Linked DNA regions of Homo sapiens: region 2 is linked to region 1. The links are chromatin loops, found by intact Hi-C in ENCODE. Cell type or tissue: PC-9. All regions are shown on one strand. Links, peaks and the distances in the headings refer to the core of each region. The heading gives the core; the rest is flanking DNA.

What was found. A loop is a pair of places that touch in the nucleus more often than their neighbours do. Peaks named below come from ENCODE experiments on the same cell type or tissue, not always from the same donor. Only the 100,000 strongest peaks of a DNase experiment are listed, where the experiment ranks them.
Region 2: a loop joins it to region 1, with 4 times the contacts of the local background. A loop is called at or near these places in 7 of 110 quality-filtered maps.

What each region holds. Positions count from the first base shown.
Region 1 is chr2:172,480,088-172,488,873 of GRCh38, reverse strand. It overlaps ITGA6 (integrin subunit alpha 6), which reads right to left. Exons shown (of 26, transcript NM_000210.4): 12 at 3,932-4,092; 13 at 3,610-3,753; 14 at 1,736-1,851; 15 at 1,421-1,610; 16 at 1,244-1,327; 17 at 1,067-1,146; 18 at 836-913; 19 at 646-748. PDK1-AS1 (PDK1 and ITGA6 antisense RNA 1) reads left to right here. Exons shown (of 4, transcript NR_199657.1): 3 at 225-335. Among named protein-coding and RNA genes, the nearest start is that of ITGA6-AS1, 18 kb to the right of the region's middle. In PC-9, for the core only: CTCF peaks have their summits at 4,108 and 4,314; a DNase peak (open chromatin) is centred at 7,883.
Region 2 is chr2:171,709,313-171,718,098 of GRCh38, reverse strand. DYNC1I2 (dynein cytoplasmic 1 intermediate chain 2) reads right to left here. Exons shown (of 18, transcript NM_001378.3): 6 at 5,273-5,332; 7 at 2,656-2,771. Among named protein-coding and RNA genes, the nearest start is that of DYNC1I2, 26 kb to the right of the region's middle. In PC-9, for the core only: no CTCF peak of the experiment used is centred there; no DNase peak of the experiment used is centred there; H3K27ac peaks cover 527 bases.

The DNA.
Region 1 (8,786 bases), core at 625-8,624:
CACCACCACCACCTGCCCCAGCTGTGTCTATAATGCTAAGAGACACACAGAGGAGAATTCAGCCTCTTCATTCTGCCGGAGTCAGGTGGGCCCATGCTTGCCATTTGAGGCTTTCACCACAGTGGTCACTATGCCTTCAGGAATGTGATTTCAGCCACACAGACCTAAACCCATGTGTGAGTTACGAACAGACTCTGTACCCTATGTTTATGTTTATTCAACAGGACAGAGAGTCACTGTGATTGCCTACTTTGAAATGGTTCAGAGCCAGTCACTGCCTTTCCTACAGGCATATACCAAATCTACATTCACCACAAAAACTGGGCTTGTGAAAGGTAGGCATACATTAATATTCTTTCAACCACAAGCAGTGAGAAAGATGACCTTATAAAGGAGGAAGGAATAAATCATAACGCATTCTAAACTGAACTGGATTCTGAACAGTGACAATTGTTCTCCATCCTGGAGGATAAAATTTTTACTATAAGCCAGTATGTTCTTTAAAAGCTGGCAAACTAATTTTTAACTCATGATTTACTTACAATGCTTATTAATATTGCTGATTTATTAAAATGACATACTCAAGACCATACCTAGTATATGTCAGCTTTTGGTATAATGAAAAGACCAACTGCTCCAACTTACCCTGAATTCATACTCTATTAAACTTCCCACTTCATCTTCAGATTTCATAGCTTGCTCGCCAACAACTGTACCTCCAAAATACACCTGGGAAGGTTTAGCAACTCTGTCAAATTAAAAAACACCAGTTTTAATGAGGATTGTAAATGGTTCTTTCAAACATTGATTTGTTATGCTAAACACAAACACTTACCCCGAGACCGATAAAAGCAGTTCAATAACCACTTTTGCTTTAGCTGTAATTGGAGCCAAATTATCTTGATTGCTTGTTCTGAAAATGAAAAGGAAACAATAGGGTTGTATTTTACCAGTCAGTTTTCTCACTACAATTAGACTTCTTTTATGAGGTAGATCAGGGCCAATTCATTGACTGCCCATATTTTCATGAAATAATTCTGAATGGAGAGGTTGATGTAACTCTTACGTTTCTAACTTCAGATTAATATCCAGATCTGGGGTGTCAAAGGTGACTTCAGTTGTACTTAAAACCAAATAAAAAGTGACCTAAAAAAACATAAATAGCTGTTAACACAGGCCATGCATACAGACACTGCAATGGTATTTAAAACAGTAAAATACAGTATATGAAGGCATCACCTACATTTGAATTTCTTTTAAAAGGATTTCCGAGCTCACAGTCAGCTTGCGAGCCATTCTGGTTGGCAACACAACTCAACTGTTTCTCCTGTAAAAGAAACACACGCTAGGTCACAATCCACTCATTTGCCACACAGTGTTGATTTTTTTCCCCTCTCAGCTGGTCTCTAACAATACTTACAGGGAAAGCCCTCAGTTCTCTATATGCAGAATAGGTTAAAGTGTCTGGAAACGTTGCAATCAGTTTAGCCTCATGGGCGTCATCGCCATCTTTTGTGGGATTCCTTGGGTTGGAAGGGCTGTTTGTCACTGTTATTTCTAAAGCAATATCCTTCTGATCTTTTAGAACTAGTTCTGGTACACCTTTTTGACTATTAAAAATAAGAAAACAAGAACAAAAAGGCAAAGTCCTCAATACGTTTCCAGTAAACTTTCTTAACACAAAGCCACCATGAAGCCAGAATCATTTTTGCTAGTGCTACACAACGATTCTTACATTGGTAAATAAGAAAATTTGTCTTGATTTCCTTCTCGGGTGCAAAATTTATATTCTAGTTTAAGGTTGCTGTTACATACATTGTCGTCTCCACATCCCTCTTTTAAGAAGTGAACCTGTAGGAAAACGAAAACTATTGTCAATTTACACCATTCAGGACTCAGGAAGGCATCGATGTAGGTGACTGGCTATTCCACACAGTTCATTTCCCTGTGTGACAATTACCAATGCAGAATTCAAGCTTTAAATGTACTTTGCCACACATCAAATTTCCATTCTGTCCTTTAGTAAAATTGTGTTTGAAGAACACTTTGACCAGGGCATGGAGGCAGTGTGGTATAGAAGAGTGTGACCCAGCAGCCACACAGATTTGGGTTTGAAACGCAGCTCTACCCCTTACTTAGCTAGCAAGTCACTTAACCTTTCAGAGTCCAAGTTTCATCATAGGTAACGTGGAGATACCACCATTCTAACTTTATAGGGCTACTATAAGAAGTATCAATAATAATGATGATACCAACGATTATAATACTCGATTTACATATCTTAACTCATTTAATCCTCACAACAGGCCTCTAAAAAGATACTATTATTATGATCTCCATTGTAGAGATGACGAAACAGAGAGCTTAAGGTCAGGTAAGCAAACAGCATACTAGCACCATGCCAATGGGTTCTTGATAATCACACCGATAAATAGAAAATCATCTCTAGCTATGGAGCTGGGAATGTACACAAGTAATATTAACATGATAATAATAAAAGTACATAAAAGTATACAGAAATATAAGGAACTATATTTGGTGACAAAAATGATTGACAATATGCAGATGTAAGCATCAGCTCCTGAGACAGTGAGGACTCACTTCTGCAAAGCTGCCTCAGTAAGGCACCAGTACCAGCAGCCCCATAGTGGACAGACACTCATCATCAATTAGTTGTTTTTTTTTTTTTTTTTTTTTGGAGATAGAGTCTTACTCTTTTTGCCCAGGCTGGAGTGCAGTGGTGCCATCTCGGCTCACTGCAACTCCACCTGCCGGGTTTAAGGCATTCTCCTGCCTCAGCCTCCTGAGTAGCTGTGATTATAGGCATGCTCCATCATACCCGCTAACTTTTGTATTTTCACTAGAGACGGGGTTTCACCATGTTGGCCAGGCTGGTCTCAAACTCCTAACCTCAAGTGACCTGCCCGCCTCGGCCTCCCGAAGTTCTGGGATTACAGGCATGAGCCACCACACCCGTTCATCATCAATTAGATTTTGAAAGCAAGAACATAATGCCAAATCAAGCTGTCATAGCTGCCCGGGCTAACCTTGCACCTTAACCATCCTAAACCCCTAGCAAACAGACCCCACCTCATATGAGGTATCCCACAGGCCATCTAATACACATTTTTCTTCCAAAGATGACTTAGGCTATATTAGGCACTAAATGACTACTGTATGCTAATAATACTTTTTTGCTTTGCTGAATTTTGATATTCCTTGATTTTAATGTTCTGACTAGCAACACACTGCTTTCTACATTTCAGTATTCTCAATGGTAAGTAAAACACAATGTATTTTTCTTTCTATGTACAGCTAAAGGAGAAACAGTGTTAGAATATAAGCTCTACCATTTATAGTCTCGATAGGTTATAATGGCCAAAAATGAAGAAGGAAAATACGCTCTGGCCCCAAATTGTATTTCATGTTTTTATGTTTATTGCTAATTTGGGAAACAAGTCTTCTCTAACTTTGCGTACATTAAAAACATATTAACACAAAAGAATGGCCTTTAAAGCAAATCACTAGTTCTATTCCCTTCAAAGACATTTGATTTAGCATCATAAATGGCAAAAAAACTTTGGCAAAATGAAAGTCAGAGAGACTTACATCAATATGAGCTGTCTTGGGTTCATCTGAATTCAGAATTGGAAGAACTTCTGGAAGTGAATTCACTCGCCTACGAGAGCTTGGCTCTTGGATCTCCACTGAGGCAGTTATGGGAATGGGACGCAGTTTATCTCTGATATTATCCTGCATGAAAAGCATGCAGTCAGAGTTAAGTGGGGTGTACATGCTATTGGGGAATTCCAAAACAATGATTTTGTATTGATTAAGAGGTTGCCAGAATAAATTTCAGAAATCTGTATATCACCATATAACCTTTTTCTGTCCTCTTCATAAAACAGATGTGACCATCTGCAGCCCTCACCTGTAGCCACAGGGTTTCCTCCATGCACACTTTCTGTTTCTGCCTCTTCAGAGTTAGTTCTTGAGTATATTTGGGCTCAGAACCTTGGTTTCGAAACTGAACTCTTGAGGATAGCCCAGATTTTCTTCTTTCTTTTTCAGCTTCAAGTGTGCCCACAATTGCTAGATAAAATTAAAATCATATTAACGTAAGTGCATTCATGCACAATCCAGCCACAAGCATGTTGAACTCCTTTTAAGATTTTAATTCCTTGTAGAAAACATTGCCATTGTTTCTCTTCATATTTCCTGGTAATATGCATTTGCACAATTGTGATGGTTCAAATCAAGCTGTCTTTTCCTTCCTTTTGCTGTTAACAATGTTTCAAAGTTAAATTTTCATTGTGCCACCTGGGGGAGCTCAAGAATAAGTTAAAACCTTTCAGCAGCAGCAGTTATTAAGAATCAGTTTCTGGCTGAAGTTCATGAACCCACAGAATACTAACGATAAGCAGAGGAACCCAACACTCCCCCGAGCACCTAAACTGATTTTCTCCCTTTAAACCAGTCAATGCTTATTCAAGTGGCCTCGTGCCTTTGCTATCTGGGAAAGATCTCTAGAACAGCAGCATCTCCTGAGGGCCTGTGAGGATGCAGAACCTCAGGCCCAGTCACACCTACGGAAGCAGAATCTGCTTTATTAATAACAGCATCACCAGATGATTCTTATACGTATTAAAGTTTTAAGAAGCACTGATAAAGGATAGTTGTCTAAACAGAGGAATAATATATTTTAGAGATGGAGAAGTCTTTCGACAGTAGGATGAGACCTTTACCTTAACAAATAAAAAAGAGGATGGGCACAGTGAATTCTGCCTGGCATCCCAGCACTCTGGGAGGCCAAGGTGGGTGGATCACCCGAAATCAGGAGTTTGAGACCAGCCTGACCAACATGGTGAAATCCTGTCTCTACTAAAAATACAAAAATTAGCTGGGCTTGGTGGCGCATGCCTGTAATCCCAGCTACTCGGGAGGCTGAGGCAGGAGAATCGCTTGAACCCAGGAGGCAGAGGTTACAGTGAGCTGAATTCATGCCATTGCACTCCAGCCTGGGCAACAAGAGCAAAACTTTCTCAAAAAAATAATAATAAAGATAAAAAAGAATTACAAGGTAAATTATATATTTTTGAGTGGATGGAGGGCCTGTCGGTCAGCATAATATAGCTCCCACAACCAAACTGCCTACCTTGCACTGGGCTAGAAGGCACAGCCTGTTCTTGATAACCTACACTAATGGAACCTGGAGGGAAGCTAGGATGTGGATGATCAGAATCTCATTTTTTTACTTCAGAACGCATTCTTTGTTGGTTCATTAGATGTGGCTGCTAACTTTGTTTTTCATGGGCCAATACTTAAATTACTTACATTCATTAAGCAGTCACTAACCATCAAAAGGGAAAGCAAACCAAAGTGTGCAGAGGGCTGGAGAAGGCAATCTCCAGGACAAAAATCTGCTACAGAAAACACAGAAAATGAATAACTCACATTCTAATATTCACTTTAGAGTTGGAAGAGACCTTTTCTGGGGAGGCTTGGGGTCATACTGAGAGGGACAGAAGCAGCACCAGCTTCTGAGTCTCTATCACAAACACAAAAGGCGATTGCTTTCTACAGGGTCTTAGATGCCCAGGTCTCACTTGCCTCCTAACCACCGCAGGAGTCACTCCTTCCCTCAGCCAGCTGTCTTTCCCTTCTTTTCCCTTCCACCTCCCAGCAGTGTTGGCCTGCTTGGCTAAGCCCTCCCTTCCCCTTCAGATTTCAGCTTGGACCTCACCTCCTCCAGGAAGCCTGTCCTGGCCTCTCTTCGCGATCCTAGAGTATTCCATCTCTCCAGTCTCTACATTTAAGCCCACTACGCTGTGATTTCCTGATTGTCTCCCACAGTGGGGCAAAGCCGAGGACAAGGATCACATCAGTCTTATTCCCCACCACAGTCCCCAGCAACTAGCACAACACCTGATAGACATATGATTTATGGAACAGATGAACAGAAGTGGCAGTAACTGGTTCCCCACTTGCACACACATGCGCACACACACGATGTGACATTCTTATGCTGAATGTGAGCTATTCAGAACAAAATTTAGAAACACTGACAGTTTCAATAGTAATTTTTGTGTCCATCTGGAGAATTCTTAAATGTCACAGCTGCCAAATGGAATGCTCCCCCATTTTAGGCCTCTGCAGCCTTGACATCATCCATTTATAAGTGACCTGCTAGCTTCACAATGAACCAGATAAAGGCTCACACGCTGAGTGCCCCTCACAGCAAAAGTGCCCCTCACAGCAAAAGTATGGGAGGTGTGGGTGCAGGAAAACCGTTTATCTGCCAAATTCACTCTAACCTTCCCTAACCCTCCAGACAGTCCACATCATCTTAAAATCTTTGCAGGCCACCTTTGCTAACTGCTTGAGGGGCAAGCCAAGTAGAACACTCATTACGGCTCAATTATAGATATCTATATGTATGGAACACCACATCTGAGGACTGCTGAGCTAAAATAGCCCAGTCAAACAATAAGCTCACATTCTTGGCTACTGGGAGAAGATTTTAGATGTATTAACTTATGTAGCTTTGTAGAAGTTCTGTCTTAGTTCATTTAGAATTTACTGTGGAAGTAAAAGCAATGAAAGCAAATGTTCTTTGAATGTCTTCAAAGGAAAGTTCCACCCATAAAAGGCCATCCATAAACACTTGGTTAATGGAGTAGCTACATAACATAAAAGTAATACACATGGCATCAAATGCTGTGCTACAGCTAGGAGAAAGTCTGTATTTTATATAGGTGATTAATTTGGGGGAAGTCAAGGAGTGCTCTGATGATATTTCACATCTACAGTCAAACTGAGAGTGGTTTGAAAAAATGGCCATCAGAACAGAATAAAAATGTTTCCCCTTTTTCTCTGGCTGCCTAGTCAAAGAATCACTGTTTTCTCCTTGTCTCTCTAATTCATTCCAAACACTGGCAAAGGGCCCATTATCCAAGTGGGCTAGTGTAAGGTATGGCATTTGGGTAAAAATAACACAAATGATACTGAAAGGATGATAGATCCTGAAGAGTCACAGTATACATTTTCTTGTCATTAAAAGCCACACAAAGAATTGCTTTCTACACTCGACAAAATGCCGGCTGCATCAAAAAGCAAAGCAAAAGGCCACAGCTCCCCCTGTGCACGAAGTCATAATCCATCCACTCTAAGAATGCTTCGTGCAAGGTCTGCAGGTCCCATGGAGAGACCACACAGCAGGAGACGACCCCACAGAAGGGGAGACGGAGAAACCACCTGCAGACAGCTCGAAATCTGGAAAGATGAAGGCTAACTGAGCTTATGACACTGAGAATCAGGTGAAGGGGGACTTAAAAAAAATTAAAGACAGTACATTTATTTAAACTGTCCCTTTTCATAATTCACTGAACTTTATCACAGGTCAGTATCTTCATTCTGTTGTCTTAGTGGATACATTCATTAGTGTTATATAAAACTTCATATAAAGTTAAAGAAGAATTAGAGTACAGCTAAGAACAGAGCTGTGACGTGTGAGAGGATTCACCATTGCAAACCCTAGTCCTTATGTGGCTATTTTTTCCTGTTTCAAGCAACAACTTTAGGTTATTTGAATTAGGTTATATTCTGGAATATTATAAGGGACATCTTTTTAAATAAAGAAAACTACTACTTTAGATAACAGGGAGAACACTTCAGAGGACTCATTACCTCATAGTATCGTAAAGGCTGACAACCATATGAAAGGACAGAATGACCTTGTTCTTCACAAAGTGTCCCTTGGTGGCAGATACAGTACACTAGAATCCCAAACTGCCAGGACCATGGCCGGACCCGGGTTGAGAATTTCCTCATTCTTTTCACTTCCTCTTTGCAGAAAAGATTTTCTTGGAATTCCTATGCCCCTGGCCTTGACTCTGGAGCCAGGGGTCAGGTGACTCACAGCTGAAGAAGTGTGGCTGCTATTAAAACATGCCAGAGGAGAGCTTACGACGGCCACTATTGTTAAGAGTATCATTAACGGTGTCAAAATTCTTGTCAAAAATCCTGTGTTGCCCCATAAATATATACACCTACTATGTATCCACAAAAATTTAAAAAAATCTTACTTTGAATTACAAAAAAAGGAAGCAGAACAGTATCTAATAAATGACAAAGTGCTTTTCATGTCTTCTCAGTTGATCTCCAGCACAACTGTATGCACTAATGACTACTAGGCATTGTTCTGAACGGACAGGAAAGCAAACTCATATGTTAAGGGACTTGCCCTGTGGGTCAGTCAGTATCAAAGCTGAAACCAGGAGCAGAGACCAGGTCTCTGACCTCTCAGGGCCGGCTTGCAAATTCCCTAGGGGCCTGCTCTTGGGAACACAGGGCGGGTGTTCCGGGAGGGAGGGGCGTGGGGAAGAGAAGGCAGCCTGGCAGTGACTCTGTGCTGTGCTCTGGCTCCTGCCGTTGCCCTTTCACAACCACCAGCCACCACCCACCACCTCACAACCACCAGCCACCACCCACCACCTCACAACCACAAAATCAATTTTCCACACTGCTTTTCAAAGACAGAAATGGAGGAAATGGTTGTGGTAGCAAATAAGTACTTTTCCAAGCCATTCTGTCCTAAACCATCTGCTCTGGAAAACTCAAATGGCGACCAAGTGGAGTTTTTTTCCTCCCTCACGGTGCTGTGCCCTCCTGATTAAAAGGGAGACAAAACATACACTTAATTCTTTACACCAGAATTGACAGACCCATGTTGGCCACTGCAGTTTTATTTTTCTGTGATTTATGCAGAACTTTCAACCTGGCAGACA
Region 2 (8,786 bases), core at 721-8,720, 770 kb after region 1:
TGTAGTCACTGCTACTCAGGAGGCTGAGGCAGGAGAATCACTTGAACCTGGGAGGTGGAGGTTGCAGTGAGCTACGATGGCACCACTGCACTCCAGCCTGGGCAACAAAGAGAGACTCTGTCAAAAAAAAAAAAAAAAAGAAAGTCTTCACTTAAACTGGATATAACTATAGATATAATAGGCATTACTCAAAATAGTTTCAGAATACTTTATATTTGAAAAAATCCAAGATGCATTGTACCAGTAAGTATGGTAGTGTAACTAAAAATACAATCTCCAAATTATCAGATGAAGAAAAAGGCCTAATTTATTTTTTTAAATGAGTCACTGTGCCTTCGTTTTGGTTATTCTGGTCACTTTCTGAGTTAACATATCTACTAACGTAGCTCCTAAAAGGCAGACATAATAATACTCACCAAATTAATATACTAGTTAACAAAATAATATTTTCTAGAAATTACAGAATCCTGCAGTATTAGTATTCTCATACTGAAAGCTCCATACTTTCTTTCTTTTTAAAAAAAGTTGCTTGTGTCTCAAGCAAGTTTACCATCAGTGTGTTTCTTCTGTTAGGATGAGGATCTTGCATCTACAAAAGATATCTTACCAACCAATGGAACAGCAGGAATGAAAAAAATGAACATACAGAACATCTACATGGTCAAGTAAAAAGTACTTGGACATGGCCGGGCACAGTAGCTCACACCTGTAATCCCAGCACTTTGGGAGGCCGAGGTGGGTGGATCACCTGAGGTCAAGAGTTCGAGACCAGCCTGGCCAACATGGTGAAACCCTATCTCTACTAAAAATACAAAAAATTAGCCGGGCGTGGTGGCAGGCGCCTGTAATCCCAGCTACTCAGGAAGCTGAGGTGGGAGAACTGAGCCAAGATGGCGCCACTGCACTCCAGCCTGGGTGTCAGAGCAAGACTCCATCTCAAAAAAAAAAAAAAAAAAAGAAAATACTTGAACAAAAATGTTATACCAATTTCCTCAAAATTTTGAAAGTGTAATTATATGTGTATCATAATGTTGCCTCCTTTTGAGAAGACTGAAAGGAAAAGTTTAATGTATTTATTTCATTTCCATCCTCAGAGGGCAGCAAAAGGAGAGTAGTTAAAAGTGTCTGTGATGATCTACTATTAAGTCAAAAGGTTGTAAATAGTTACAATCCTAATTTTCTTTTTTTTTTTTTAAACGGAGTCTTGCTCTGTCGCTCAGGCTGGAGTGCAGTGGCGCAATTTTGGCTCACTGTAACCTCTGCCTCCCGGGTTCAAGCAATTCTTCTGCCTCAGCCTCCAGAGTAGTTGGGATTACAGGCACCCACCACCACGCTCGGCTAATTTTTGTAGTTTTAGTAGAGACAAGGTTTCACCATGTTGGTCAGGCTGGTCTTGAACTCCTAATCTTAAGCAATCCACCTGCCTTGGTCTCCCAAAGTGCTAGTACGGGTGTGAGCCACCACGTCCGGCCACAATCCTAACTTTTTTTTAGGTTTAGGCAAATATGAAAATTTAAAGATTTTCTTTGGTAGTAGACAGGGATTTCAAGGATTTCTCCTCACTTTTGCTTACCTGTATTTCCTGGCTTTCTGCAATGAATATAACTTTTGTTTTTCCTTAATGGAGAAACATGGTAATTTAATTAAAAATTTAAAAATACATTAATTTAAACATCTGATAAAATTTCTATTCCAAAATTGTTAACAGCTCTAAAATCCATAACTCATTTGGTGGTAAACTCTGACATGGTAAAGTCAGAGGTAAAGCTATTTATAATCATTACTTATCTCACTTAGTATGTTCATATGTTTTGCTGCCAAAATATTAATGCCCAAAATACTACTAGAGTGTTAACATATAATACATATATTTTATTACTTTTACATAATCTGAAAAACTTGGAATTCTAATATATATATGGCCCCAAAAGCTTCAGAAAAGACACTGTGAAGTGTATTAGGGATCTCACATAAATCTTTTTTTTTTGTATGATATAAATTCATTAGCCTCACTGGGAAAATGAGATCGTAGTACTTTATGCTTGAATCGTTAGCTATTTGTAATGCTTTCTGGTTTAAGAACCAAAGGGTCTCCACATTCAATAGGTCTGTGCATACGTCCCCATACTATACACAAATTACAGGCTACTAACTAATCAACAAAATAGAGCCCCTATATCATAAAAGAGAAAATTTAAGAATTAAGTCTAGATTTGTTCATTAGTATGAATAACATCAGGGTACAGTATGCTTTTCAGAAATAATTTACATGACTTTGTTTACTATGGGACCCACTCTCTTTTGGGGAAGAATTATGCTCAATGACAGAAACAGAAAATTCTTAAGCTTTTTGGCTTCTAAAAGCAGTATACATTAATGACAAAATAAGGGCTGAAAGACTTAAATTTATGTCAACAAAATTAAGAAACCACACATACAGCTTACAACGTTAACTTCTAATAAGTTTTAAAACTCGAAAAAATGAAGACATAAATACAGAAACTGTAAAGCATTAGTTTTCTCATGTTTCCCTAAGAAAACATGCCAAAACACAAAAGCAAAAAAGAAACAAAACAAAAATCAAAGGAAGAAAAAAAGAATCTATGTATTTAACATAGGTGCTCAATGACAATTATACTAAGGATAGATATTCACCTTCTTTGGGTTGAGCCATAACTGGAGTCTGAGTTTCCTTTGTATACGTGACAATTTCTCGAGGAGGAAAGTCGACTTGCGTGATTTTAGCCATTCCAAGTTTAATAGGTCCTCGTCTAAATTAAGTAAATACAAACAACACAATTTTAACTACATCAAACCATGTTATTTTCAAAAATTAAGAATTAAACAGTCATTTGCACCCAACATTGTAATTTCAATCCATTTTATTCAAGAAATTTTAGATTAACAATAAATTGGCTTTATTTTAGCAAAAGAATGAGAAGGTAGCAAAAGCAAAAGATATTTCTGAATCATTCAGTGTTTTTATTTTCATTTTAAAAAGGCAAGTAATTTCATTTTTTTAGAACAAATGTGCGGGCAATAATGAAGTAAGAGAATAGGAACTTCAGAGTGGACCACTGAATAAGGTTGTCGTAAGAACTGGTTTCAGCTGGGATATGGTTCTTTCTGGACTTTTTTTTAAGAATCAGACTAGATATCACTCAGACCACATTTAGCTGATTGTGCCACTAGGAGAATTCAGCTTTACGACTGAAAAACAGGTTTCTGTTGAAAGCTTTTTTTCTACTTATATTTGGCAGAAATTGAGAATTACACTATCAATTTGGACTTTAAAATGAAATATTTAAAACTTTTAAATCTCTAATCTCTGCATGATCAATACTGTCCTTGATTCACATTATGGAGAAACTAAGGTCCAGATATTCTACACTTAGACTAAAGTGACAGATCTTTTGAATACCATAAATCTACTAAAGTCACTTCTGTTTAGAAATACAGGGTATACATTCTTTTTTGACAATGGAAGAGAGCTGTGGCTGAGGAAAATGAACCAAAAGAAAAATATATTTTATTAGCTATCTGGGAGATCTTTTATTGGTTTTATTAGATGTTTAAATCCTAAACCAAATAAAGTACGCTTCCAGACTCCCAAAAAAGTTCTCAGTGATGAAGCTGCCTTAAAAGGATATACAATAAAGACACTGCTGCAACTTTCAGAATATAAAGCAGGCTATCGCTGGTAATATAACTTTTTTCTTATATAAATATTCTTTTCAGTTCTATTTAGTAACTAAATCCAAGTCCTATACAATCTAATAAAGCATAACAAAGTACTATAAAGTATAATAAAATTAGTACATTTTAAAAATTAATGTTCCAAAATGTGGGCCATAACAATTTTTTAATGTCTTTTCTAGTTTAGAAATAAAAAAGAAAGGGAAAAAAAAAGTATAGTCAAAGAATTAAGTGGACAATTTAAGTAATCTGAAGTAATCTAGAAGTCTAAGAATAAAATTTGAAATAAGAAACTTTATATTCTGATTTTTAAGATGCAAATTATATAAAAAGTAAATCACTCACATAGCTGGAAAAAAATCGTCAAGCCAACAATATTAGGAATCAATTACCAACTTGAATGCATACAGAGTCTAACAGAAAAAACCATAATACTAAACAAACGAAATATTCCAAGATTTTATAGGAGGAGGTGGGTAGGGAAGTAATACCTCACTTATCCAAAAGCCACTTTTACTGAAAATAAGGAAGCAATGGGAGGCAGGAGGGGGAAGCCTCAGTGTGGCCACTACAGAGGGCTTCCAGTTCAAGTACAAGAAACTCATATATTTTTCTTACATGCCTCAAATCAAGGCTTATTTACCTTACTTTAGACACAATTCCAAAAGGTATATTCATATGTTTTTGAAGCTGTAAATTATCAGGGGAAAAGGGCTATCTGAGTCAGGCAAAATGGCAGCAGCAAACATTTATAATTTGCATTAGAATCTAGAATAAATAACTGAATGAATGAATGGATGGATAATCTTATCTCTATGTCAACAAAATTAAAAAACCATACATACAGCTTACAACACTAACTTCTAAAAGAACAAGTTTTAAAACTCTAAAAAAGAGACATACAGAAACTATAAAGCATTAGTTTTCTAACGTTTCACTAAGAAAATATGCCAAAAAAAAAAGCAAAAAACAAAACAAAAATAAAAGGAAGAAAGAAAAGAACCTATTTATTTAACCTAGGGGCTCAATGACAATTATATTAAGAATATTCATCCATACATTCTATGAATAATCTATTAATCCATTCATTCACTCATTTATTTATTCTAGATTCATGAATAGTTTTATTCTAGATTCATGAATAAATAGTAATGAATGAATGAACAGTGTAAGGACCAGCATCTCCATTATTCTCAAAATCTTAGAAATCATCAGTGAATTTTAATACAGAAAAATAAATTAATATTCATATCAAGTAACCCTGAAAAGGTTCAATTACATGTAGAATATTAGAAGAAGTCTGAGAAGTTTTTTAATACATCCTACAAAACTTGTATTAAAAACATAGAAATAATTTTAAACATTTGGACACTTAAATGGACTCAGGGTACATAGAACATCACACAGAATATTCTTTCACTAAAGATACTGGATAAATGAGGTGTCACAGTAAAATATAACTCTTGTCCTTACTACGTGATACAATATTATAAACTTAAGCAAAATAAAATTAGGACAGTTTCACAAAGAATCAAATTCATTATAAAACAGGGAAGGTAAAAAATCTATTCAATACCCCAAATCGGAATCTGAGTGAAGCTGAAGAACTGATGGATCTGTATCCCAATGCAGCGTCCTAAATGGTTGTAGGACAACCATGAAGCATTAGCAAAAAAGGCCATAAGTTAGTCAAGCAAATACATTCTATGAATAGCTAAAGCTAAAGTACTATTCACAATTAAAAAACACATGTTCTGGTTAGTATTAAAAAAAAAAAATCGAAAACAAAACAAGAAATCCACCAGGTCACTCAATCATCTAGTGCATGCAATAGGCTTCCTATGGTTAAAGATGCAAGCATACAACCCAGAATAGTTAAAAGACATTATTTGCAGATTATGGGAAACTAATATTGTATAATAATAGATCTGCTTTAGAACAACTAAAGTCAGACAACCCAAGTTAATTATTTATGGATAACAAGCTAGGCTATAAAATGGTTGAAATTTTAAGATTCCTAATGAAAACAAACACATTAAAACATCTTGGTTAACATATTCTAATCTTCCCCAAAGCATTACATGTGTGCAGGAAATTGTCATACTGGTAAAGGAAATGAGTCAACACATAAGCCTTTTGGTAATAAAACCAAAGACTATCCCACTGGGATACAAAATAGCTAAAGTTTCCAAAATGTGACCCTTCTGTAATTTATGGGTTAAGCACCGCCTTGGGCTTACGTATCATCTGCTTAAAGAAAACAACTAAAGATTTCTGTCTCTAGGAAAAAAATAGATTTTTCCCTGGAAAAATATTTTATGTTCAAATGTCAATCCTAAATATTGAGTTATAAGTTTTAGCATCGCCTGCTGGCTAAGTAACTTACAGAGGATCTTTTCCACTTAAGCCAAACTTAGTTACTAATAGAACAAAAGGTGCTTTATCATACTGGCATTTATATAGGTTAGCAATATATAAGATAATTATGTATGGTACTGTATAATGCTCATAGTCCCCACTAAATAAAGTTAAGCACAATACATTTAGTATTACCATTTTTGTCAAATATATTTTTCACTTATGTAAGACATTATAATTTATAACTAGTTTTAGTTGCTACAATGTTTTAATACAACAAATGGTTTCTCTACCTGCCTATATAATTTATCAAGAAAAATAGTAATGAATTAATCTAGAGAAATCCTTCATTTAAAAAATATAAAGAAAGATCTTGGAATTTAAACAAGGTTATGTGTATGCAATGTAAGAAGCAGCCACAGTGAAGATCTACTTTGTACTAAGCAATGAATAGCAACAAGCTTAGGCTTTGTTAAATCAAAAGTTCTATGAGATGGTCTCCAAGGAATGTTCTGTCATTTACATTATGTAAGAGCTCTGTTATCAATGACATAAAATTCCTTGTTGAGGATGTCATTTTAGTCTAAAATCAAGTAACACTGTACCTCAAAATACAGCCAGTACTGAAAATGCACTGGACATACCTGTACATTATTACATTTATTAGGGGCATCTTCAGGCACATAGAGTACAATTCCAAGTACAAAGCTTGAGAAGTAAACTGATCAAAAATGGAAAAATGGGCCAGGCACGGTGGCTCACACCGGTCATCCTGGCACTTTGGGAGGCCGAGGTGGGCAGATCACTTGAGGTCAGGAGTTCGAGACCAGCCTGGCCAACGCGATGAAACCCCATCTCTACTAAAAATCAAAAAGTAGCTGGAAACCATCATTCTCAGCAAACTATCACAAGGACAAAAAACCAAACACCGCATGTTCTCACTCACAGGTGGGAATTGAACAATGAGAACACTTGGACATAGGAAGGAGAACATCACATACCGGGGCCTGTCGTGGGGTGAGGGGAGGGGGGAGGGATAGCATTAGGAGACATACCTAATGTAAATGATGAGTTAATGAGTGCAGCACACCAACATGGCACAAGTATACATATGTAACAAACCTGCACATTGTGCACATGTACCCTAGAACTTAAAAGCATTAAAAAAAAAAAAAGTAGCTGGGTATGGTGACACACACCTGCAATCCCAGCTACTGGGGAGACTGAGGCAGGAGAGTTGCTTGAACCCAGGAGGCAGAGATTGAAGTGAGCCGAGATCACGCCATTGCACCCCAGCCCGGACAACAGAGCAAGACTCTGACTCAAAAAAGAAAAAAAAAAAAAAGGAAAAAAGGAACAAGAGGCCTGGATTACCCCACTGAATAATTGTTCCTAAATTTTTGAGATAACAAATGTAATGCAGCTTCCTAATCTGCAAAGTTAGAGAGAGATTATTTCTCACGACCTTTTATATTTATTCATAAATTACCACCAGTCCCAAAAGAAATTCTTGGCACTTAGAGTGATTCAAACATGTTTAGACAGCATATTTTATAATGTCTTATCTATTCCTACTCCCTGAGTGTATTAATCTTAGACCATCTTAGCCAACTGAAGTTGCACGTACAGGTGCATGCACACATCTCACATGTCTTCATGTATTTTCCTATTATATTTCTTCTAATTGTCTTTATTCTTACATTAACATCGTGTTTGCTCAATATGAGTTCATTAGGTTTCATTCTGAGACCTGGGCACTCTTTTTAAATGTCACATATTTAGAAATGCATTATTTCACTGCCAATATCACCATCACAATATTAATTACCTCTATGAAAGCTGGATATGATTTAGTAGAATTCATCATTTTCTATTACTCTGTGTGTGTGTGTGTGTGTGTGTGTGTGTGTGTGTGTGTGTGTATATATACATAAAAATGAATATACTCAGCCCTCTTGAAAATTAATGTTTCCAAGTGAGTCTGTGCTCTCAAAGGAGACAACGTACATATTAAGGTTAAAAAGATGTGGCTGGGTGCGGTGGCTCAAGCCTGCTACCCCAGCACTTTGGGAGGCTGAGGTGGGTGGATCACCTGAGGTCAGGAGTTCGAGACCAGCCTGGCCAACATGGTGAAACCCTGTCTTTACTAAAAATACAAAATTAGCTGGGCGCGGTTGTGCATGCTTGTAATCCCAGTTACTTGGGAGGCTGAGGCAGGAGAATCGCTTGAACGTGGGAGGTGGAGGTTGCAGTGAGCCAAGATCGTGCCACTGCACTCCAGCCTGGGCAACAAGAAGGAAATGCCATCTCAAAGAAAAAAAGAAAGATGTAAGGTCACCTCACTCAAAAAGAGGATTTTTCTCTCCGTTAAACTCACAAGAAACCAATTTTGTATTCATTATCTAACAAGAACAAATACTTTAAAAAATATTAACTATTTGTTTTTGTGTTTTACAATTTATCATTAAAAAAACTATGCTTCACACTAAACATAGCACACTACCCTTAGGGCTTTCCAATAAAGTCAACAGTATCTTTAAATTAATGATGTAATCACTACAATGTAAATTCTATGAAAGCAAGGACCATGAATGTTTTATCTTCTGTGGTAAACCATAGTATTTTAATAAAGTTGGTAACTTAATATTTGTTCTATACATGAATAAATATTTTTCTTACCATTATTACTCCCTGTATTAATTTACAATATTCTAAAAGGTCTCTAATAATCT